Linked DNA regions of Homo sapiens: regions 2 and 3 are each linked to region 1. The links are chromatin loops, found by intact Hi-C in ENCODE. Cell type or tissue: B cell. All regions are shown on one strand.

Evidence for each region. A loop is a pair of places that touch in the nucleus more often than their neighbours do. Peaks named below come from ENCODE experiments on the same cell type or tissue, not always from the same donor. Only the 100,000 strongest peaks of a DNase experiment are listed, where the experiment ranks them.
Region 2: a loop joins it to region 1, with 18 times the contacts of the local background. A loop is called at or near these places in 4 of 110 quality-filtered maps.
Region 3: it touches region 1 in a loop (20-fold over the local background); 3 of 110 quality-filtered maps call a loop at or near these places.

What each region holds. Positions count from the first base shown.
Region 1 is chr1:194,284,892-194,292,891 of GRCh38, reverse strand. All of the region lies in intron 2 of LOC107985242 (a long non-coding RNA gene), which reads left to right. It overlaps LOC105371670 (a long non-coding RNA gene), which reads left to right. Exons shown (of 3, transcript XR_922390.2): 2 at 464-539; 3 at 1,512-1,653. Among named protein-coding and RNA genes, the nearest start is that of LINC01031, 980 kb to the right of the region's middle. RefSeq lists a silencer at 3,126-3,326. In B cell, no CTCF peak of the experiment used is centred here; a DNase peak (open chromatin) is centred at 3,131; H3K4me3 peaks cover 414 bases; H3K27me3 peaks cover 413 bases.
Region 2 is chr1:193,533,982-193,541,981 of GRCh38, reverse strand. All of the region lies in intron 3 of LOC124904475 (a long non-coding RNA gene), which reads right to left. Among named protein-coding and RNA genes, the nearest start is that of LINC01031, 230 kb to the right of the region's middle. RefSeq lists enhancers at 1,598-1,667, 1,918-2,127. In B cell, no CTCF peak of the experiment used is centred here; DNase peaks (open chromatin) are centred at 1,861 and 4,131; H3K4me3 peaks cover 2,285 bases; H3K27ac peaks cover 1,615 bases.
Region 3 is chr1:193,474,459-193,482,458 of GRCh38, reverse strand. All of the region lies in intron 3 of LOC124904475 (a long non-coding RNA gene), which reads right to left. Among named protein-coding and RNA genes, the nearest start is that of LINC01031, 170 kb to the right of the region's middle. In B cell, no CTCF peak of the experiment used is centred here; DNase peaks (open chromatin) are centred at 3,008 and 5,448; H3K4me3 peaks cover 332 bases; H3K27ac peaks cover 447 bases.

The sequences.
Region 1 (8,000 bases):
TCTGATGATCTCAGTCTTTGGGTCATAGTATGAATCATACAATTTACGGATGTCTTTACTCTCTTTTACTCTCCCCTAAAATTTTCTAGGACTAAAGATTATTGAATACAAATAAAGATAAATAAACAAATAAACCTTAACAAGATGAGGAAAACAATCCTCTAAATTCGTATATCTAGTCATTACCAGAATATTTCTGACTGTATTCACATATACTTTCACATTATATGTCCTTAAGTGTTTCTTTGTACAATTTATTTTTAGCCATATTACTGCAGCAGAATTGCAAAGCCTCAAAATTTGTATAAGCAGTAATAATTCTTATTTTTATATAATTATTTTTATAAGTTAAATGAAACACCTATCCTATATGTAGATTAAAAGATTAAATAATAGCCCTTACAATAATATTAATTATTTACTTACAGTTAGTGATTGATAATATTACTTGTATATATTCCAGACTTACAGAACATTTTTCCTGAGAGATGATCAAGCTTCCATGGGTTGTTTTCAGTCCTGGATTTATAATTCCAGAGGTATAGAAAATATTGTTGAATGTTATTATTTACTTCAGAATTTAACAGTAAATACACGTTTTAGAGAGTGAAGCGTAATTAAGTAAATTCCCTAGATGATGTCAAAAATATTAATAGTCCATGTATGTTTAATTATATGAATGCAAGTTCTGTTATTTGTGTGAGAAAATTAAAACAAATGTTACAAGCAGAAAATTGCTTATAGAGTGTCATCAATTAAGGCTGACATTTGTCTCTATCATAAGACTATAATTTATGTTTTTATACTTTATATTCAGTATTAACAATAAAACCTATTTGCATATGACTATAATTAAACTAGCATTTATCTTTAAATTTTTTATAAGCATTTAAAAGATGTTACATGTTTTTATCCACTTGTACCATTCAAGTAAATAACTATAGATTAGGCTTAGATCAGCTTGTTACCCAATAACAGAATTTGTTGGCTTTCATGTTTTATGGAAAACTGACTGCTGTTCAGACTATTGACACTAAACTGTAGGGAGTATTTTCACTGACTATACCCTGGTGTTAATATAATCTATAACTTTCAGTAAAAATATTAATGTTTTTAGAATTTTAGATACCAGGGTGTTTCAATCCATCATTTGTATTCCTTTTTATGAGATAAATGAATCCAAATTTCAGTGTACAATACCTGCTGTAAAATGTTTATATCAAATGTAAAATATAGACAGCAGTAAAATATGGGATGTGAAAGATTTAGTAATTTTTTTATTTCTTGTCAAACAGTAGGATAATATTTAGAGATAAGAGGCAAAATTTATCCTGAGTAAGGGAAAGTTATTCTGCCTTTTAAAATGTTCGTAAGCCTATCCAAGGTTTCAGTATTTTTGTGTGTTTTTTATTATTAGAGGAAAGTTAACAATTCCCTTTGATCTTAATGATGTTACATCATTGTAGCATGAAAGGAATAGTATAACCTCAACCAACTTTTTCTGTATTTAGTTTTCAGCAGTGCTGACAATTGTCTATGCCATGATAAAAAGAGAACGAAAATGTGTTGGAAGAGGCACCTGGGAGTGTAGTTGTCTCAGAGGGAACACCACATTTGTTCCTATGACACATTTTCATTGAAAGAAAAAAGAAAAAGAAGAAAGAAAAAGAAAGAAAGAGAGAAAGAAAGAAAGCAAGCAAGATAGCAATCAAGCAAGCAAGGAAGGAAGAAGAAAGCATCTTTTCTATTTCCCTTTCTTTTTATTTCTGTGTCTTTATTTCTCCTCTCTCTCTCTTCCACTTACTCCTCTCTTCCTCTCCCCTTCCTTCCCTCTCATCCTCGCCCCTTCTCTTCTTCTTTTTACCCCTACCCCCACCACCTTGTTTCTAGTCTTCCACAGTATTTTCTTACTAATACAAGGAGTGACTTAGTCCTGGTTAGAACAAATATCATAGAACGTCTTTACACTAAGCCTAGAGGTTTGCCTGTTGAAAGAAAACCACTAACTAAGTTTATCAAGGCATTGATCACCACCACCCCATTTACATGCTTTAATATTATATAGTATGCACCACATGACGTTAAAACATCAGGTTAAATTGCTTTTCTTTCAGAATAAACAGAGGCAAAAAGATGTAGTTATAATGTGTAGTAAAGTTTCTACATCTGCAGGATATACTCCTTTTTAAGACTTATTATTTTGATGATGGTGTACAATAAATCTCATTACTTGTGGGAGCCAAAAAGTTAACTGCTAATTCCATGGGTACCAAGGGGGCTGGACCCTATTACCAATTGTCTAGTACTAAGAATGACCTCATTATGTTATGATAAAAATTTTTAGCACATTCTAGACACTGAAAGACAGAGGTAAGTAAAGCCAGGTTAATCAAAATAGGGATCTTATAGCCTAGTAGAAGAGGTAACCCATAGAAAACAGATTTTTATACAGTACACTAAGTGATGATATAATGGTATGTTTAGGTTGCCATCGTAAATGAGGTAAATTCAACTCATATCAGAGATCCAGGAAAGGAGTTTAAAGGAAATACTTAATATGAGTCTTTAATAATAAATACAAAATTTTAAAATAAAGAATGGAAAAAAGTCATTTTCCTTCAGCACACTGTCAGAACATCACAAAGATGTGAAAATAAATATTTCATGTAGGAAATTCTGGCTTGTTCTGTTGCAGAAGCCTTACTCCTTAGCTTAGCGAGGTCTGAGTTCTTGTCTCACCACCACGATGAATGAGGTACATGGACATAGGAGGGTGAGTATGGCAGAATAGACTTTATTAAGTGACAGAAAGCGCTCAGTAAGGAGAGGGGACTCAAAAGTGGGTTGCCCTAGGGGATTAAAAACCTCATTTCTAGGGGTGTGTTTCTCATTTGCATCTTGCACAACCTTTTACTTCCTAGTTGCTTCCTGGTCCCAGTTCTTACTGCCCAGGTGCGTTCTTGTCCATAGTTATTCCATCTTAATTATTATGCATAAGCACCACAGAAAGGCCCAGTGGGTAGTAGGGGTGGTGGTGGTGAAACCACAATGCAGATGTCATGCTAATGATATTATAATGAGCTTGAGTCAAGTTAAGGACATTTAGTTGATTTATTACACCTGCGCCTAAGTTGGGACAGTCCCTTCTGAGCAAACATTCTGGTATAAGAGGAAGTTCTTAACCACATTTCCATCTGCTAGCTGCATAACAGGGGCAATGCAGGTGCATTCCTGCATGCATTGTCTCTCTCATGAAGCCCTACATCTCCATCGTACCACTTGCATACATAAAAAAGGTAAGTGAGATTAAAGATACACTTGGATAGAAGCAGGTCACAAGGGCTCTTGTGTTTTGTTAGAAATATCAGCATTATTATAATTTGAAATATGTTGTAATGAGCATTTATATGACACTTCTATATTTCCCCAAGAACCAGCTGCATATTTTTAAATATTGTATGTTTAAGATTTTCAAGAGGCTTGTAAATTTTTTGAGTTTCATAATCTTTAACAATGCAAACCAAAATACTTAATCAGTTCTTACTTAGTCATTTATGAAGTTACCCATGGGAAAATTATGTTTACTGATATTTTAACCCTGTTTCTATCACTTACTTATTCATCCAACTTCCAAAACCAGTGTTCTTTGGCCCTTCTCCTCAGTTTGTTTTGTTAATAAAAGTTATAAATTTAAAAAATAATAATAATAGAAAAATACATCTGTAACAAGCCATTATTTTATGCTATTTCTCTTCTTCCCAAATTTGGACTAAAAAGGATTTAAATATAAATGTTTGTTTTAAGTTTTTTATTTTATTTTAGTTCAGGTATTGGTTTTTACTGGAGAGGTTAGAGAAAGTGATTTCAAAGGGCAAAATCAACTCAAAATTGTAAAAGGAGAAAATGGAAAAAAAAAAGCGATGATATTCATGACTGATTATCTCCTTCAAGAAAGGAGGGAGGAAATGAAATGTGCTCAGTCTTCTCTTGTAATCTCTTTTCCCAAAGTTACCTCTTGACATTTTTGGATGTTCTGTCACAAGAAAGTTGATCTTTCCATTTCTTTGGTTACTTAGCTTTTAATCTATCTGTTTGCATACATGCTAGAGAGCGATGAGTGATTTGTCGTCTACATAGAAGTGGAAATTTATAGTCTGAAAGAAAATAATAGTTTTCTTTTCTTTTATCTGTTTTATTATTTTCATTATTTGAAATTCTAGTAAGTAATATTCTTCCTTCAAAGTAGCTGTCACTTACAGCTTTCTTAACCTGAGTCTCAGAAAGAATTCAACAAAGCTGTATCTTTCTGTCTTTAAAATATTATTTCTTCCTGTTTCTATCAGTCACTTATGTCATAATAAATATTAAAACTGACAGGCAATATATTTTAAGTGCTACTGTAAAAGCATTGTTTTGCTATAAATAAACAAGCTCATTTCTCTAGGACTTAAATAGGAATACAGATTTGATACATTCTCTTCCCCTATTAAACATCTGTGGCAAGATGCCATTAGGGAGTTGTTAGATTTGCTGGAATTTTCCACTATGCCAGATATTAAATTACCTGTCATATGTGTTCTGAAGTATACAGAAGGTTGTAATCGTATAAGGATGCTGAATGTGCTGACATTTTCATTGCCCTGAATATAAGTAAACATAATTATTGGCTCTTCCTATAGGGTTTTAATTGATATGTTGACCAGTAGCCATGAGTGGGTTTGTGAAGACAACAGGATATAAAAATGGATGTCTTTACAAATCCACTGTCTTTTGTAAAGAAATGCATCATAGAGCAATTATAAAATAATTTGCATTATTTTATATCATTAAATTAATATCAGGGTATAGGTTATGAAAACTACATGATTCAAAATAGACACTATAAAAAAAGAATGCTGTTGGAGTGGGAAGAGGCCAAATGAGCAGCCACCATTTTGCACCTCTACTGTGGCATGGCCACGTTGCACAGTGCTCAGTCAGGAAATGCGATTTACACATCCAACTCCTAGCCTATTCTTCCCAATTACTATGATTTTCTTCCTGCTTTTGTCACTATTTCTGAGTTCCCATTTATCTAGTACACTGGGATTGGGTAACTGCAACTCTGGATACTTAATAATTAAAAAATTGCATTATTAGGAATGATATTCGACTTCCCACATAGATTCTTGTGTTTTTCTCAAGTCTTTTTTCATGTTCTGTATTGAAATCTATCCCCGTATAATCAACCTACTTTCCATGTTTCTGGGTCTCTGAATAAATTCCTTCTTGGATTTGTCTGTACATAATGGCATATTGTGGCTATTTTCCCATTCTCATATATTTTATGAGGAGAGGTCTTGCAATTCTCAAGGCAAATCAGGAATGATCTGCCATGTTTTAGTTCAAAAATTACTTCTGGATGAGCACAGTGGCTCCCATCTGTAATCCCAGCAGTTTGGGAGGCTGAGGTGGGAGTATCACTTGAGGCCAGGAGTTTGAGACTAGCCTGGGCAACATGGCAAGACCCTGTCTCCACAAAAATTTCAAAAAACCAAAAACTCAGCCAGATGCAGTGGTGCACACCTGTAGTACCAGCTACTCCAGAGGCTGAGGCCAGGAGAGTTAATTGAACCCAGGAGTCAGAAGTTGCAGTGAGCTACGATCATGCCACTGCACTTCAGACTGGGAAATAAAGCAAGACTGTATCTCAAAAAAAAAAAAAAAAAATTACTTCTGTCATTAAACTGGTACATAAATTCAATAATATGTAGGAATGAAAAACATCCTTAAAGTTGTAAGGATTGGTCCGGCACGGTGGCTCATGCTTGTAATCCCAGCATTTTGGGAGGCCAAGGCGGGTGAATCACCTGAGGTTGGGAGTTCGAGACTAGCCTGACCAACATGGAGAAATGCCGTCCCTACGAAAAATACAAAAAAATTAGCTGGGTGTGGTGGTGCATGCCTGTAATCCCAGCTTTTCAGGAGGCTGAGGCAGGAGAATCATTTGAACCCAGAAGGCAGAAGTTGCAGTGAGCCAAGATGGCGCCATTGCGCTCCAGCCTAGGCAACAAGAACGAAACTCTGTCTCGAAAATAAAATAAAATAAAATAAAATAAATTGTAAGGATTATTGTGATTTCTGATTGAAAATTCAAATATCTACATTGTTTAAATATATATAACTCTGGGACTTTGCTTTTCAGAATCACTCACTTTTTCATTCATTTATTAATTATTCATATTAAAATAACTTAATGATAACCTAATATTTGCCAAGCTCTATTCTAATCACAGATCTATCTGCAGAAATCTCTGTAAAAATATACAATATAAATGTATAAAGACTTCTGCTTTGTAGAGCTTACATTTTAATGAGAAATACCAATGAACCAAGATAAGTACCAATAAGATACCAGTAAGAAGCTTATAAGGCCCATGAAAAGAAAAACTAGTACAAAATAAGGGAAATTGAGAGTGTGGGGTGGGGTGGGGCGGGCATTTGCATTGTGTAGTGGAGATAGCAGGTAAAGCAAATACCTATTGTCTTCATATGTTTTACATTAGCAAGGGGTCAATGTGGATGGAGTGGATGAGGGAAAAAATAGTTAGAATTAAAGTTAAGAAGAGGGGAAAGAAGGAGGGGTATTTTAGGTAATAAAGAGTGTTGAAAGTGACTATGAAGATTTTAGGCTATAAGTGAAATTAGGAACCATTGTAATGCTCTAAGCAGAGGTTTGACCTCCCTCCTTTACATTTTAACAAGATTACTCTGGATGTGATATTGGGAATGGTTTGTGAGGTGAAAATGCAGAATAAAGGAGACCTTTTTGAAGGTTCCTCTAGTATTTTAGGTGCGAGATGTTGGTGGTTTAAACTACTGTAGCAGTGGAAGTAAAGAAAACTGGTCAGATTCTAGACATATTTTGAAGGCAAAGCCAAAATAATTTTGTAATAGACAGAATGTGTGATGAGAAAGAAATCAGAAGACCAAGGATGATTCATCTGGAGTTTTGACCTATTATCTGGATTTCACTAGAAATTTAAGAGATGAATCAAAAATTATTACTGATCTGTGAAGTAGCAAAAGATAATTTTATTTTTCTCACGAAGCTTCAAATCTAATTGTACAAAAATAATCATTTAGGAAGTAATAAAACATTTGAACATCAAATTGATGTTGTGATTTTGACTGTGAATACAATAAAATTTACACTAAACTGCAAGGCCTTCAAATGTCAGTACCAGAACTTATTAAGTTATCAAACACGTAGTGCTTGGAACATACAATGTACTCTATTAACTAAACTTTTCAGAACAGAAGGTTAGAGACTACACATGCTTCATGGAGAGAATGTCAAATTTGTTTTCTTCTTAAAATAAAAGCAGGGTTTATAAAGCTGAAATTCTTATACTATCAGGGAAGCAAAGGGAAACAACAGGAACTTATCCAATAAATGTCTTTTTTTTTTTTTTTCAAATACATGTTTACTGACAATCAATTCTGTGCCAAAGATAAGAATAAAGAATAGGTTTTGGAAAAACAAAGAATTCATACAAAGAAACATACGCATTTTGTACCACTATTAAACACATCATAAAATATCATGAGTTATTTCAAACAAGATACAATTAAGTTCAAATTTGAATTTTTCCTACATTATTAAGACTATGTACACATGCATATATGTGGACATGCATAATTACATTTATGATTATGTATTCATGTTTGCTGAGCAGCCCACTGCTTTTACATATAATTTATTCCTGAAAGCGACTGAAAAAAACCAACTGTTAAATTTCAACAGATTTAAAGTTGTGGTTATGTGTAGATGTTGGTCATGGTCATGGCACTGTTGTAAAGAACAACTAAAAATCAAATCAAAAAAACTAATTATTCATAATTTTAAGCATTATTTTATGCCTGTAAGTCTATATGCTTTTCAATTATATCATTTTTTTAAATTGAATTGTAGCCTACATGTTGAAATGTAGTGATGTCCTATTAAGGTTCAAATTATG
Region 2 (8,000 bases), 750 kb after region 1:
CAAGAGAATTTTTGTAAGAAATAAATTTCACCTACATTAAGACACTGAGATTTCAGAGTTCATCCATCTATTAAGCAGCTAATATGAGCATAAAAACATTTCATAAAACTGAATTTTGGAATTACCCAGTAATCCAAAAAGTGAACAGAGGATACAGTTTATTCAATTTCAATAAATACGATAGCACATTAAATTATAAGTGATTATAGTTTTAATACACAGAAATATCGAATATAAAAGTCACATAGGAATTCTATGCCCAGCATTATAGCAAGATATTCTCTAACCTAATCATATCTTTTAAGATGCAGGATTTAAAAATATCTTTTAAAATTCATCTAACCTAGCAAGAAAGTGGGGAAACTCTGAAAGGCAAAAAGTGACAAGAAAAGAGCGAATCCAGAGAGAGACCAAGTATTGAAATCACCAGTGGATTTCCAAAAAGCATTTGCAGATCACTTGGTTTTTACTGATAAACATGAGATTGAGAAAACAAAGCTTAAGGATCCCAGAAGATGAGATGTCAAATTACAATCCTCCAAAAAGTTGGCACTCAAAAGAGATGACAAGTCAGACAAAGAGTGAACTACATAAATAAAAGCACCTATGAAGGAAGACAGTGAGGAAAACTGCCTGACTAGGCCTAGGCCATGGGTGGAGAGAAAAAAATGTCTTGCCTGAGAATTGCTAACAATAAAGCAAACTTCATAACAGATGCGAGATCAGACTTTACATTATTTTTACAGCCTGAAAAACCTCGAGTAGAAAATAATTTAAGGTAGTCCAAATTGTAGTGCTCTCAGATGCTAGACAGAGGCAAACAAATGCTCTCTGTAGAAATGACCTCAACCTCAGACCCCAAAGAATTCCCACAGATAAAAGTCTCAACAAGCATAAGCTCACAATTGAAACACAAATCACAACTGGAAACAAGCCTGTGTGACTGAGACTTAAACAAATCAGTTCCACAAAAACTGCAGGTGTTTAAATTATCAATGTAAAATATGAATAATTAATGTTAAAAAAGAACAGATATCATATCTTATTTCAGGCTACTATAATAAATTACCATAGACTTAGAGGCTTAAACAAATATTTTTCACAGTTCTAGAGTTCAAGAATAGGGTACCAACATGGTCAAGGTTTTGGTGAAAGCTGTCTTCCTGGTTACAAAATCTCATGGCCTTCCTTGGTGTATGCATGCAGAGAGATCTTCTGTCTCCTCCTCTTTTCCTAAGAGCCCTGTGAGAGCTCTACCCTCATGACCTCATCTAATCCTAATCACCTCCCACAGGCCCCACCTTCAAATACCATCACATTCTTGATTAGGGTTTCAACACATGAATTTGGGGGGACAGACACTCAGTCTACAGCAGTTAGTAAAAGAATATAATGGCAGAATAAGCAAGTACCAAAACTATGAACCAGCAGATATGCAAAACAGTTAAGTAGAAAGGAAGAGTATAATATTAAAGTGAGAAATTCAAAGGAAGAGTTAAATAAGTTATTTGATATGGCAGAAAAGAAAGTAAGTTCAAAGATAGAGAGCTAAAGATTGAATGCAGAATGAAACACAAAGAGACAGATGGAAAATATGACATCTGAGATGTTGTGAAACATGAAGTTCGGAGTGAGAAGGTATAATAAAGATCTACTAACGATGTGGTGGTGCCTCCTGTAGTCCCAGCTACTTGAGAAGCTGAGGCAGGAGAATTGCTTGAGCCTGGGAAGTCAAGGCTGCAGTGAGCTGTGACCATGCCACTGCACTCTAGCTTGGGTGACAGAGCGAAACCCTGTCTCACGCACAACAAAAAAACTACTAAGATTTTCAAAAGATCCTACAAAGAATGGAACAGAAGCTCTAACAGACGAAATATTGATGGGGAGCTGACAAAAGACACCCATCCAAAGACTTAGGTATCCCAGAACATCTTAAGCCAGGTTAATAGAAAGAAATCCACACCTAGACTCATAGTAAACCAAAAACAATTTTAAAAGATCTTTAAAGCAACTAGAAAAGTAGAACAATGAAACTGAAAGCTGACTCTTCAAAAACTGAAAGCTGGAAACAGCTGAACGAAGTCTTCAAGGTGCTAAACATATATACATAATTCTTAATCTCCGAAAGATTTTCAACAAGGATGCCAGGACCATTCAATGGAGAAAGGACAGTTTCTTCAACAAATGGTGTTGAGAAAACTGAATATCCACAGGCAAAAGAATGTAGTTGGACCCTTACCTTACATCACATTCAAAATTTAACTCAAAGTAGATCAAAGACCTAAAAGATCTGAACTGTAAAGCATACAAGGAAAAATAGGGGAAAATCTTCATGACATTGGATTTGGCAAGGATTTCTTGGATATAACAACAAAAGCATAGGCAACAAAAGTAAAAGCTTCTGTGCAAAGGGCACAATCCACAGAGTGAAAATGCAGCCTACAGAATGGGAGAAAATATTTGCAAATCATGTATCTGATAAGAGGTTAATATCCAGAATATAAAAAAAAATGCCTTTAACAAGAAAACAGCCCAAGCTTTTAAAACAGACAAATCCTTTGAATAAACATTTCTCCAAAGATGATATATAAATGACCACGTATATGCAAAGGGACCCAACATTACTAATCATTAGGAAAACGCAAATCAAAACCCCAATGGATATCACCTCACGCCCATTAGGAATTCTACTATCAGAAAAAAAAAAAAAAATGGAAGTTAAATGTTGGTAAGGACAGGAAAAAATTACCAAGGATGGGAAAAATAGTGTTGGTGGGAATGTAAAATTGTACCGCCACTATAAAAGATAACCCTCAAAAAAAATAAAATAAAATAGAATTGCCGTATGATCCAGGAATTCTACATCTGGGTCTCTATTCAAAAGAAAGCAAGATCTCAAAGACTTACTTGCCCACCTATGTTTGTAGCAGCACTATTCACAATAGCCAAGTGGTGGAAATAACGTAGGTGTTGACCAGCAGATAATGGATAAACATAATGTGGTATATACATACTGATATGGTTTGACTGTGTCCCCACTGAAATCTCTTCTTGAATTCCCCACGTGTTGTGGGAGGGACCCAGTGGGAGGTAACTGAATCATGGGAACAGATCTTTCCTATGCTGTTCTCATGATAATGAATAAGTCTTATGAGATCTGATGGTTTTATAAGGGGGAGTTTCCCCACACAAGCTCGCTCTCTCTCTGCCTGCTGCCATCCACGTAAAATGTAACTTGCTCCTCCTTGCCTTCCACCATGATTGTGAGGCCCCCCGAGCCACGAGGAACTGTAAGTCCATTAAAACTCATTCTCTTGTAAATTAGCCGATCTCAGGTATGTGCTTATCAGCAGTGTGAAAACAGACTAATACACATACAATGGAATATTATTTAGACTTAAGAAGGAAAGAAATTCTGACCACATCCTACAATACAGATAAATCTTGGACACACTATGCTAAGTGAAATAATCCAGTCACAAAAGACAAGTGTAAGAGTCTTCCCTTATCGTCAGGGGATACATTCCAAGATCCCTGTGGATGCCTGAAACCAAGGGTATTAATGATGCCTATATATATGATGTTTCTTCCTGTACATACATACCTACAATAAAGTTTAATTTATAAATTAGGCACAGTAAGAGATTAATAACTAATAATAAAATAGTACAATTATAACAATATGCCAGCATCACTGCTCTTGTACTTTGGGGCCATTATTAAGTAAAATAAGGGTTACTTGAAAACAAACGCTGCAATACCTGGACAGGTGATCTGATCACTGAGATGGCTACTAGGTGCCTACCAGTCAGGTAGCATATGCGGAAGGGCTATGCTGGACAAAGGAATGATTCACATCCTGGGCTGAATGGGACAAGATTTCATCACACTACAAAGAATGTCACCCAATTTAAAACTTACAAATTGTTTATTTCTGGAAATTTTTATTTAATATTTTCAAACCACAGTTGACAGCAGGTAACAAACTGCAAAAAGTGGAACCACAAGTAAGGGGAGTCTACTGTACTGTATTATTCCTCTTACATGAGGTATCTAGAGTAGTCAGATTCATGGAACCTATTCACAGAAACAGAAAGTAGAACGGTGGTTGTCAGAGCCTTGGGGGAGGGGGAAAGGGGGAGTTGTTTAATGAATCAAAAGTTTCACTTCTGCAAGATGAAAACATTCTGGAGATCAGTCACACAACAATTTGAATATACTTAAAACTGCTAAAAACGACTGGGAGGTAAAAATGATAACAATTGAACTTAGAAAAAGTTAAGACGACAAACTTCATTTTTTCCATTTTTTTCTACAACAAACATTTTTAATACAATTAAATACAGTCAATCACGTGTTGCTGAGGTGATTTTGTCATTGTGCAAACAACATAGAGTGTACTTCCACAAACCTAGATGGTATAGCCTACTACACACCTAGGCTATATGGTTTAGCCTATTGCTCCTAGGCTACAAACATATACAGCACGTTACTGTATTGAATACTGTAGGCAATTGTAACACGATAAGTATTTGTGTGTCTAAATATATCTAAAGATAGAAAAGATAACACACTGTGCTATGTTAAGACAGCTGCCACATGCCACTATGCCACAGGAGTTTCTCAGCTCCCTTATAATCTTACCCCCTGTTGTATCTGCAGTCTGTCGTTGTCCAAAACATTATGTGGTGCATGACTGTGTATAATTCATTATCTATAATCAATTGCCAAACTATCAGTCAAGAATGAAGGGAAAAAACTCAAGACAATAATTACTCAATACTTCTTACCAATTATTCTGCTCAGTTATTATACTTTTGACATAAAATTTATATAAAAGATGAATATATATTTTAAGAATAAGATCAGTGAATGCCACCATTTAAAGAAACAGAATATTATCAATATCCCTAAGGCCCCCGGTTTCCCTACCTGATTGCTTATACCTCCTTTGTCCCTCTCTTCAGAGTTAGCCACTATCCTTACTTTTACCTTAATTATTCCCTTATTGTTCTTTATGGTTTAAACTCACATGAATTTCCTATCCACATGTTGCTCAGTTTCAGCTGCTTTTTAAATTTTAAAGGAAATTCTGTGTATATATTTTTAAGGCACCTTTTGTTTCTTACTAATATATGTAGCTGTAGTCCATTTTCACATTATATGTTATTCCATTATATGCATGCAATACAATTTATCCACTGCAAATGTAGATGTGCATTTGGCTTGTTCCTGTTTTTTGCTTTTAAGGATGTTGCTTTGAACATTGATGTGTCTGCTGACATACATGTGAGTTTCACCAAGCTATAGAGCTGTGCCTTAGAGTGTTCACTCATTTCACTTTTTAAGTAAAACGCAAAACTATTTCCAAAATGGTTTTACAATTGACACTTGAAGCCGAAGTATAAAAGTTCTCATTTTTTAAAAGTAACATTTCTGTTTAAATTATATTACCTAAAAATTGGTCACATTTTTCCTGCAATGTGGAAGGTCTATGTTGTACAACCACAAATGATTCATTTGATGTATTTCTTTACTGTTTGTCATTGAATTTTCATTTATAAATAGCCCTGTCTCTCCTACATGTTCAAATTTTTCCAATTCCAGGCAAATTCCACTTATAATGTAAGAAACAGGAATATATTCTCCTGTGACATTATTTAACACAAGAATTTGGGCCGGATGCAGTGGCTCATGCCTGTAATCTCAGCACTGTGGGAGGCCGAGGCAGGTGGTTCACTTGAGATCAGGAGTTCCAGACTAGCCTGGCCAACATGGTGGAACCCTGTCGCTACTAAAAATACAGAAATTAGCCAGGCATGGTGGCACAAGCCTGTAGTCCCAGTTACTTCGGAGGCTGAGGTAGAGGTTATAGTGAGCCAAGAGCACGCCACTGCGCTCCAGACTGGGCAACAGGAGTGAAACCCTGTCTAAAAAAACAACATGAATTTGGTTCCAACAGTTTTGTGTCTCCACTCCCATGTTTACTGCAGCACTATTCAACTATTCACAACAGCTAAGATTTAGAAGCAAGCTAAGTGTCCATCAACAGATGAATGGATAAAGAAAATGTGGCTGGGTGTGGTGGTTCACACCTGTAATCCCAGCACTTTAAGGGGGTCAAGGTGGGAGGATTGCTTGAGCCAAGAAGTTGGAGACGAAGCTTGGCAACATAGTGAGACCTCATCTCTACAAAGTAAAAAAAAAATAGCTAGGCATGGTGGTGCACGCCTGTAATCCCAGCTACTCAAGGGGCTGAGATGGGAGGATAGCTTGAGCCTGGGAGGTCGAGGCTACAGTGCACCGTGATTGCTGCCATTGCACTTTAGCCAGGGTGATAGAGAGAGACTCTATCTGGAAAAAAGAAAGAAAAAGAGAAAGAAAGAAAATGTGGTACATATATACATTAGAGTACTATTCAGCCATAAGAAAAGAATGAGATCCTATAATTTGCAACTGCATGGATGGAACTGGAGGACATTATGTTAAGTTAAATAAGCCAGGAACAGAAAGACAAATTTCCCATGTTCTCACTCATCTGTGGAAGCTAAAAATTGAAATAATTCAACTCATGAACATAGAGAATAGAATGATGGTTACTAGAGGCTAGGAAGGATAGTAGTGATAGAGGAAGAATGGGGATGGCTAATAGGTACAAAAATATAGTTATTAATGGATAGAATGAGTGAGACTTGGTATTTGATAGCACAGCAGGGTGAGTACAGTCAACAATAACTTACATTTTTAAATAACTAAAAGAGTATAATTGGATACTTTGTAACACAAAGAAAGGATAAATGCTTGGGGTGATGGATGTCCCATTTACCCTATTATACAGTATATACCTGTATCAAAATATCTCATGTACCTCACAAATATATACACCTACTATGTACCCACAAACATTTAAAAAATTAAAATTAAAAAATAAGATACAGAAGAATCGGAAGACAATGTTGTCTTTAAAAACAGAGTTTTATGATCAGGGCTTAGAAGTGGGTTTTGCAAAGATTGATCATTATCCTCTGAGAAAAAGAAAAATATATACAGTAGCACCATACTATTTTATCAGAGTTAAATAATTGTACTGTTTAGGTCTCAGTCTTTGCCTTACACAGCTTGACACAGAAAACACCAGGCATTTGTATTCTAGTCCTATCCCTAAGTACCTATGGGACTTTAATCGAGAGATGTCACCTCATTTATTGGTGAAATGAAAGATTAATAATCTCAAAGCTTTGTTTCATCTGGAAAATTCTATTTACTCTCTGCTATTATGTCACTAGCTGGCAATTAGCAGGCTCTTATCCTGCAAAGGTCTTTTTTATGGCTTTTATTGTGTTGTTCTCTAATTGAATATGGCTGGGTGTGCAATCACCAGTTTTCTCTAAGACCCGCCACTCCTAACAGTTACATCCTGACCCAAATGTTCAAGCTGCCTCCCTGGACTTGAAACACTTGAGTTTTCAAACACTGCTCTATAGTAAATACTTTTACCCATTGAGAAACACTAATATTTATCACAACAACTAGTTCTTTAGAGTGCACCTTAGAGTTGATTGTTTTCATGGGCTTTACTTCATGTATTTTCATGTGTATTCTATGTCACAGTCGTCCTGATGATCCTTTTGACTATGGAATATGTAGAGCATCTTTCCATTGCCCAAATATTAGCAAAAACAAGTCAAAATGTCTTCTTTAATAACCCACAAACACAATGTCATACATGCAAATGCTGTGGTGCCTCACTTCATGGAGAAAGCCCAGAATTCAAGTTGCCAACTTCCCACTGGTGATTGGCACAGTAAGCCAGGCTATAGGGAAATGAAGTGGGATCAGATGCTCTTCAGCAAGTGTCTAGCTCTGCCCAGAACCACTCTGAAAGCCTCCTCCAGACAATGCGGAGGAGCCAAGCCGAACATATGCTCGCAGAGGGGGAGTCAGGAAACAACTAGGACATCAACATCCACATCTTGGCATGAGCTACTAACCCTTAAACA
Region 3 (8,000 bases), 810 kb after region 1:
CAAACACAACATTTGGTCAAACCTAAATTCAGTGTTCAAAGGACAAAGAGATTTTAAAGTCATTCTATTTTCCTTTGTATTACTAAAGAAAATGTTCAATTGCTGATACATATTAAGATACCCGACTCTTGTGTTTGACATTAAAGCATTTTCTTAAAAAATTGTCCCTTTCAAGCAAAATTTCATTAGATTGATTAAACATCCCTTCAGAGGGTCAGCATGCCTGTGTTAGTAGCAGTATAAGACAATATAGGAATAGGCTAAGAGCTTAAAATACATATATTTTTCCCAATACTTTGTATATAATGAGGTGTGAGAGAGAAGTTATTTTAAATGTATGACTAGAATTATAAACTTATCAGAATAAGCTTCACATGCCTTTGACCATGTTTAAAAAAATTCTAACTGGGTAGCCATTAGACCCGGGTGGCTCTAGCACTTTAAATTCCTATGTGAACAAAACAAAGCCCAAGGTAAACAGCAAATTAAAGAAATTGTACGAGTCAGAAATCAACTAACCTCTAACCAGGAACTTTCCACTCTAACCAATCAACACTGTTCTTTGCCTTGCTTCTGCAACCTCTTTACAGTAGCCCCCTCTTATCCAGTTTTGCTTTTCGTGGTTTGTTACCTTCAGTGAACTGTGGTCTGAAAATATTAATATTTTGAGAGAGACCATATTTATAAAACTGGTTTAATAGTATATGGTCATGATTGTTCTATTTTAGTTATTAATCTCTTACTGTGACTAATTTATTAAACATTATAAGTATGTATCCATTAAAAAACATGGTGTATATCATAAGGTTTGTTACTACCCTTGGTTTCAGACATCCATTGGGTGTCTCGGAATTTATTCCCCGTGAATAAAGGGAGAATACTGTATAAAAGTTGCCCATTTTACCCCTCCCAACAGAGCTGCTTGCAGATTGATGCCACCCCAATTCAGGAGTCACTGAATGCTCAAATAAGTGCTTCAAAATTTTAATGTGCTTAAGTTTGTTTTTAATCAACCAGAATAACACAGTTTGGATTGCATTATAATGTGTGGTATTGTGAACAAAACTGACATTTCTGAGTAGGAAGTATGAGACACAGATTCACAATTACTCCATATATAAACTTTTAAAAAGTTGAACATACTAGACATGTTAACTAAAGTTTCAGATTGAACTGAGACTTGAGATCTAGCATTTAAGATCATTACTATTTCCTATAGAGCATCAAATAAAAACTCAGATTACGAGAATTTCTACCTTAAATTTTTAAAGAAAGAGCTCTAAGATGAGGAAATAAATTACAAGTGATGGAAACCCTTTGCCTGAGGACCAGATTATTTCTTTAAAAAATAATGTATGACTTCTGTATTTAGTAAGCCCAGGAGTGGTAGATCAAGGGGCTCCATATGCCACAGAGACAGCTTATCTCTCCCCTCTTCTATGTGCTTATTATACTTCAACTGGGCTTTCCCAACAAGGTGAGAAAGATGTTAATGACAACTTCAAGCTCCACAGATTACCAGTTCAGCAGCCTCAGTAGAGGGAGGACACCTTTTCCTGACACATTCAGTAAATATCCACGGAGGACTCTGATTTAGCCAGGCCAGGAGTTGGAGGTGGCCCTGTGCTATCCAAACCACATGGACCAAGACCCAGCAAGGTTATAATCTTCCAGAGAGAAATCAGGTCCTGCTACCAAACAGGCAAAGATAGCAGATTTCCCCCACAATTCCTAGATATCAAAACAATAACATGAAAATTCTAAATGATTGAAACCAGTCTTTATGGCTGGCTTTTGTCATCTATCACAAAGAACAGAAGCTTCATTCAGCCACACAGCAGAATACACAGAAATCTACTTTTTTAAATGGCTTTATTAACAATTTACATCCCATAAAATTCACTCATTTAAGGTATACAGTTAAATGGTTTTTAGTATATTTACAGAGTTGGACAACCATCACCACAATCAATTTTAGACCATTTTCATCATGCAAAAAAGAAACCCTGTACCCATTAGCAATCTCTTCCATCTCCTATCTCCCCCACTCCTTGCAGCCTATGGCAAGAATGAATATATTTTGTCGTTGATGTACAAAATATTGCACCTGCTTAATGTATACAACTTGATACAACTTCACATATGTACCCACCCATGAAACCATCACCACAATCAAGATAATAAACATTCATCACTTCCAAACATTTCTAAATGCCCTTGTTTTTTGTTGTTTTTGTTTGGAGGGTTTTTGTGCTAAAAATAACATGAGATCAACCCTCTTAAAAATTTTAAGTGAACAATATTGTTAACTATAGGCACTGTGATATACAGCACATCTCTAGAACTTATTCATCTGGTATAACTAAAAATTTATATCTATTGAACAACTCCCGATTTCCTCCTTTCCCCAGCCATTGCTAAACACCATTCTATTCTGTTTCTATGTGATTATTTAGTTAACTCCATAAATGGGAAAATACTAATCTTACCTTCTCATACCTCAAATGGGGCAAAGATTTAGGAAGGTTCTCACAACTAGGGCTGCAAATCTGAGTGGCCCATCCACAAGAATTAAATAGGAAATTATCTGAAGAATTTAATTGACTATTAATTATAATTTACAATTGCCCAAAGACATTTCTTCTCTTGTGCCTTTAGCTGTAAATTACATTATTTAACATATATTGTTATTTCCTTTTGTACCTATTTTACGACAACCATTATGCTTGATTCATCATTTTTCCCTTATGTAGTGCTGTGTAGTATAATATCTTGGAGCTTATGATTTAATAAATATTGATCTCCCTTGGTCTTTATTATGCTAAGAAAAAGAGACCTGGTTCTCTTTTTCAGGTTATCATTAGGCTTGTGAAATGTGATATACAAAGTGGTTTAGAGCCTTGAAATGCAGTCAGGAAGCCATTCTAAGAACTACCTGCGTGACCTGAAACCTTGCAAAACAGGAACTTGTCTTTAACATTTGAACTGGGTCACACCGCCATGACCACAACATCCTGGAAAACAGCCGAATTTCACCAATGCTGCAACTCCTAAACAGTGACAACCAATGAACTGTGGACTCATGTACTAAACCAACCACTGTCACCAGTGATATCTTTCAAAACAACTTGTGATTACCTTCAGCATCCTTTTACAAATCTGTACCATCCTACCTCTCTTCAGAACACAGTTTAGTTTCTAGCTCAGTCTGTCCCTCAAATTGCAATTCCTAAGACCCCAAGAAATGCCTTATCTTACTGCATTGCAGTCTAGTCTTCACCTCTTCCTAGTTGACAGGCTCCACAATAAGATAAACTATGTGAGGAAAGAAGCAAGCTTTGTCAATACAGTCAAATTGACATTTCTAAGAATTATATAAGTTTTCCCCAGAAAAATACAGTGACTTCTCTTCAATTCACACATTTGTTTCTTGAAATTTTGGGGACCACTTACAAAAGTTTAATGCAATCTTACATATTTTGGATAAGTCACTTTATAACATTGGGATCAAAATGCCTACTATAGTTATTTTCTATAAGTGGTTTCCATTAAGATAACTACTTTAACAAATACTAAATTTTATTATATTACTTTAATTACATTACTTTATTAAATACTAAACTTTATTATACCACATTAACTTTCTTTCCAGTAAAATATTACATAGAGTAAGAATTTATATAGATAAGTAGTCATAGATATAATGTTTAAAAATACCTTTTGATATGTCATAGGAAACATTGCTTTTAGCTTCTTCTTCCCCTTACCAAATAGTACCACTTATTACAGTCCTGTGCACTGTTCTGCACCAATAAGTTGAGCCGTTGACAAATGCAATTGGATTATTAAAAATCTTGTTTTCCCTTGATTATATTACAATCTGCAACCCATGACTCTCCATATGGTATTAAAATAAGTTTGATTAGAATTCTAAGGGTAACAGTAAGTGAATCACATTATTATTTCCAAACACATCACTGGTATGAATGAGAGTTAAACACTAACGTATACTTTTAAAACATTATCAACAAATTCCCCCAGTAAACAGCCAAACACCACAGAAAACCAGAATTAATCCTACTATCCAAAATTGTTCTGTGCAAAAATGAAACAAGAATACAATCGACTTCTGATTTGACCCTTATTAAAGTAATGCAGCATATTACAGTGGGATATTCTAATGGGCAAGAGAAAAAAAACAAGTCAGTTTTTTGAAACACACTATTCCATATGGCTTTTCCAAGGAAGTCCTAAATTTGAAGAGAGCATCCTGTTCATTTACATGGTTTCCAACACATTTAAGTTGTATAAAGGAATACCCTAAGGAAGCTTTTCAAGTTTGTAAACCAAGCACTTTGCCTTTACCTTTATTTGCTCCCACCAAAATGCTAACGATATCATCTGAAATTTCCTGCATCCCAAGGCATATGTGTACTAATATTCATTTTACACAAGTAGTTACTACATAGACCATGTGTACTGAAAAGCCTAAAATATTTACTATCTGGCCATTTACAGAAAAAGTGTACCAACCCCCATCCCAAACTAAAGCTAAAGACTTTAAGATCCTCCCTGCTTCATTGCTTTGTTAAATGCTGGCTCAGTCTGTTACTGGATAGTCAAAGTTTCAGATTTAAATTCTGCAGCTGAAATTTACCTCTTAAAAAATCAATCTCCTGTCATCTCTCATAAATTGATACAATTCTTACAAAAAATATGTTTGCACACAGCCCTTCCCTCTTCTGTATTGTAAACCTACCTTTCAGGTACCCTATCATGTAGGTCTCACCTGACTTTTATAAGGAAGGTATACATCTGCCTTGGAGCTATCACAGCTGTTTCCAATTAGCTATCTGACTAAATGATTAGACAACCACACATTTTAAAGTCTATTTTTCATCTATGTAGCTTGTAAATAAAGCTCTAAATTTTAGTCTCTAATCTCAGTTGAATAGAAACCAATTCATGTTGGCCCCATGAAAGAAGCAGGTCTGGGGGCCAACAAACCCTTAAAAGACAAGTGGTCAGCACTAAAACCTCTAAGGGATTGAGGTAGCCCATTGGAAAGAAAAATTTGGAATAGCTATTGATAATCTTTCCATTTATTCCCTTCATTTGAGCACTTGAAAAACTCCTACAGCTGCCTGCCCATCATCTTTCTACTTCCCCTCTTTCTTCCTTTTCTTTTTATTTTTTTTCTTTATCTCCTGGAAGAAAAAAGTGGAACCAGATCTCAGACAGTAAAGAAGCAGAAAGCAAGAGAAAAAATAACTAGTTTAGCTCCTTCTGGGCTTCCACCCTGTATTAGTCTATTTTCACGCTGCTGATAAAGACATACCGAGACTGGGTAATTTATAATGAAAAAGTGGTTCAACAGACTCACAGTTCAGTGTGGCTAGGGAGGCCTCACAATCATGGTGGAAGGCAAAAGTCATGTGTTACATGGCAGCAGACAAAAGAGAAATGAGAACCAAGTGAAAGGGATTCCCCCCTACAAAACCATCAGGTCTCGTGAGACTTATTCACTACCATGAGAACAGTATGGGGAAAACCGCCCCCATGATTCAGTTATCTCCCACCACGTCCCTCCCACAACACGTGGGAATTATGGGAGCTACAATTCAAGATGATAATTGAGTGGGGACACAGCCAAACCCTATCACACCTTAACCCCATATTCTATGTAAAAAGCTTACACTGCCATCTATAAATTATAAATTCAACATGAAATAACATCACAAAAAGCAAAATGTCTGAGACATTAGCCTCATGGATTATGTAGTCTAATACAAAGCCTAAAGACTAACACACAGAAGCAATTAGGTCCAAACCTGTTCATACTGTTTTCAAACTTGAAAGTTAATAAATATGGAAAAATCCTGAACTATAGTTTAAGGATGTTGTCAGTATTCAGATTATAGTTTGGGTCAGGACAGGAAAAAAAAAGTAAAAGGGGATATAGTATATAAAGAATATTCCAGAAAAATCATTGAAAATGCAGCAAGATCTTCGGGAGAAATTACATTTTTCTCTAGCAATAAGACTGTCTTTGAATCTTAGATAAAATTTTTTCCACACAGCAAAGGGAATAGAAGTTGGATACTGACACCCATGAGAAATAACAGTAGAAACAATCTTTGCATCCAAAGGAAAAAGACAAATAAATGAATAAAGCTTTGAAGCATAAAGACCCGAGGCTCCTTCTTGTCCATGTCTCATTATACTTCTCTAACCCTCTGAAATAAAGTAGCCCTGATTAAAAACAGTAGTTAAAAGAGCATCAGAGAGGAAAGGCAGGAAGATGGAAGGAGGAAAGAGAAAAGATGGGGAGGAGGACAGGGAGAATATAATGTGAAATATGAGCAAGAATAAGCTAGACAGTGAAAGAGCAGTAGACGGGAAGCTGGCTGGAAAGCGGACTTGGGAAACAACTCCAGTAGAAAGGGTAAAAGAATGGAAGTGTAGACAGTGGGTGAGACACCACACTGGTGAGGCATGGAAGAAGAGGCAGGAAGGAAAAGCACAAGAACCAAGGAACAAATGGAGGGATCCTACTGAATAAAAGATAACTGAGGAACTGAGAACCTGTGAAGAATTATTCACCAGAAGGAAGCCAGGTTGAGGAAGCAGAAGCAAAGATGGAAGAGAAGATTAGGCTAAAAGCAGAGAGCTACAAAATACTGGTTAGTGTTTAAGATACCACTAGAAATTTGAAACCATGGTAAAATTGTCTATGGGTGTGTTTTTAAAAATTCTAAAGAGGAAAGGGATAAACTAAATTTTAAGAACCTAGATTCTGGTGGGAGGATTGTAGCCAGCTGAAAGCTGAGATACAAATTGTGAAAACTTTGGGGAGTTCATGGAGAAAGCCATCTTTCAACATAACTGGCTGTTCAAGACCAATGACAGGGCAGAGGATCATCAAATGTTGAGAATAGTGTTCTTTTAACATGCTCTAGGGTACAAAGCATATTAACTCATCATTTCACCTGCAAGGGAAAGAGAATAAAAAGCTGCATTGTGTTACTGTGTGCCCCACACAAAGTAGAAACTCATTAAATATTTATCAATAGAATGAACTCTTTTAATGTTGTGAGACAAATATCTTGGATTAAAGTACATTTGAAATCCCAGTCAGTCTTAAGAAACAACTAAGTCTAAGGCTGTAACAAAAAAATGTATATATGAACTAAGATCTAAAAATAGACTGCTATTTGTTGAATTCCCACTGCATATAAGATTCTAAGCATTTTACATATTTTCTCATTTAAACATACAGCATACCTGCAAGATGGATGTTATTTTCTCCAATAAGCAGTTTAGGACATTAAAGCTCAAATAATTTTTGTGGGTTACCCACTGGCCAATATGGACCACTGAATGGATCATGTCTACCAGAATATAAACCCCACAAGGACAAGGGTTTTGGTCTATTTTGTTCTCTACTGTTTCCTCTAAGAAAAAAAAAATGCCTGATGCAAGGAAGAAACTGAACAAACATTTTTTGAATGAATAAATGCCTATTTATGATGAGACAGCTGAATATGACCATGGAAAAAAATGTCAATCTTGCCAACTAGTCTCCTTTCAAATTCATGATGATTAACCTCAAAAGTGGGCTCCTCCTTAATATAGTGACCCAGGTTCATTCAGTCCATTTTTATATATAGTATTTAAAACCATGAGTCGGGATGATATCACTTCAAAGTGACTATAAAGAAAAAAAAAGCCAATATTTACATACCTGGGAGATAAGAAAAACCCAGAAAAATGAGAAAGAGGTGCTAGTGAGTCAGGGTAAGATCCAAGAGAATGTGGTGTCCTAGAAGCAGAGAGAGGGGCATATTTCAAAAAGAAGAGAATTGGCCAGTTTCCCTAGGAAATAGACTTCAAGACTGAGCAGAAGGTTTACTAGGGAGTGCTCTCAGGATCAGCTCCAGTAAGGAACTGGGAAACACAGGGGAGTGCAGCGGGAGAACTGAGATACAATGGCAACAGGA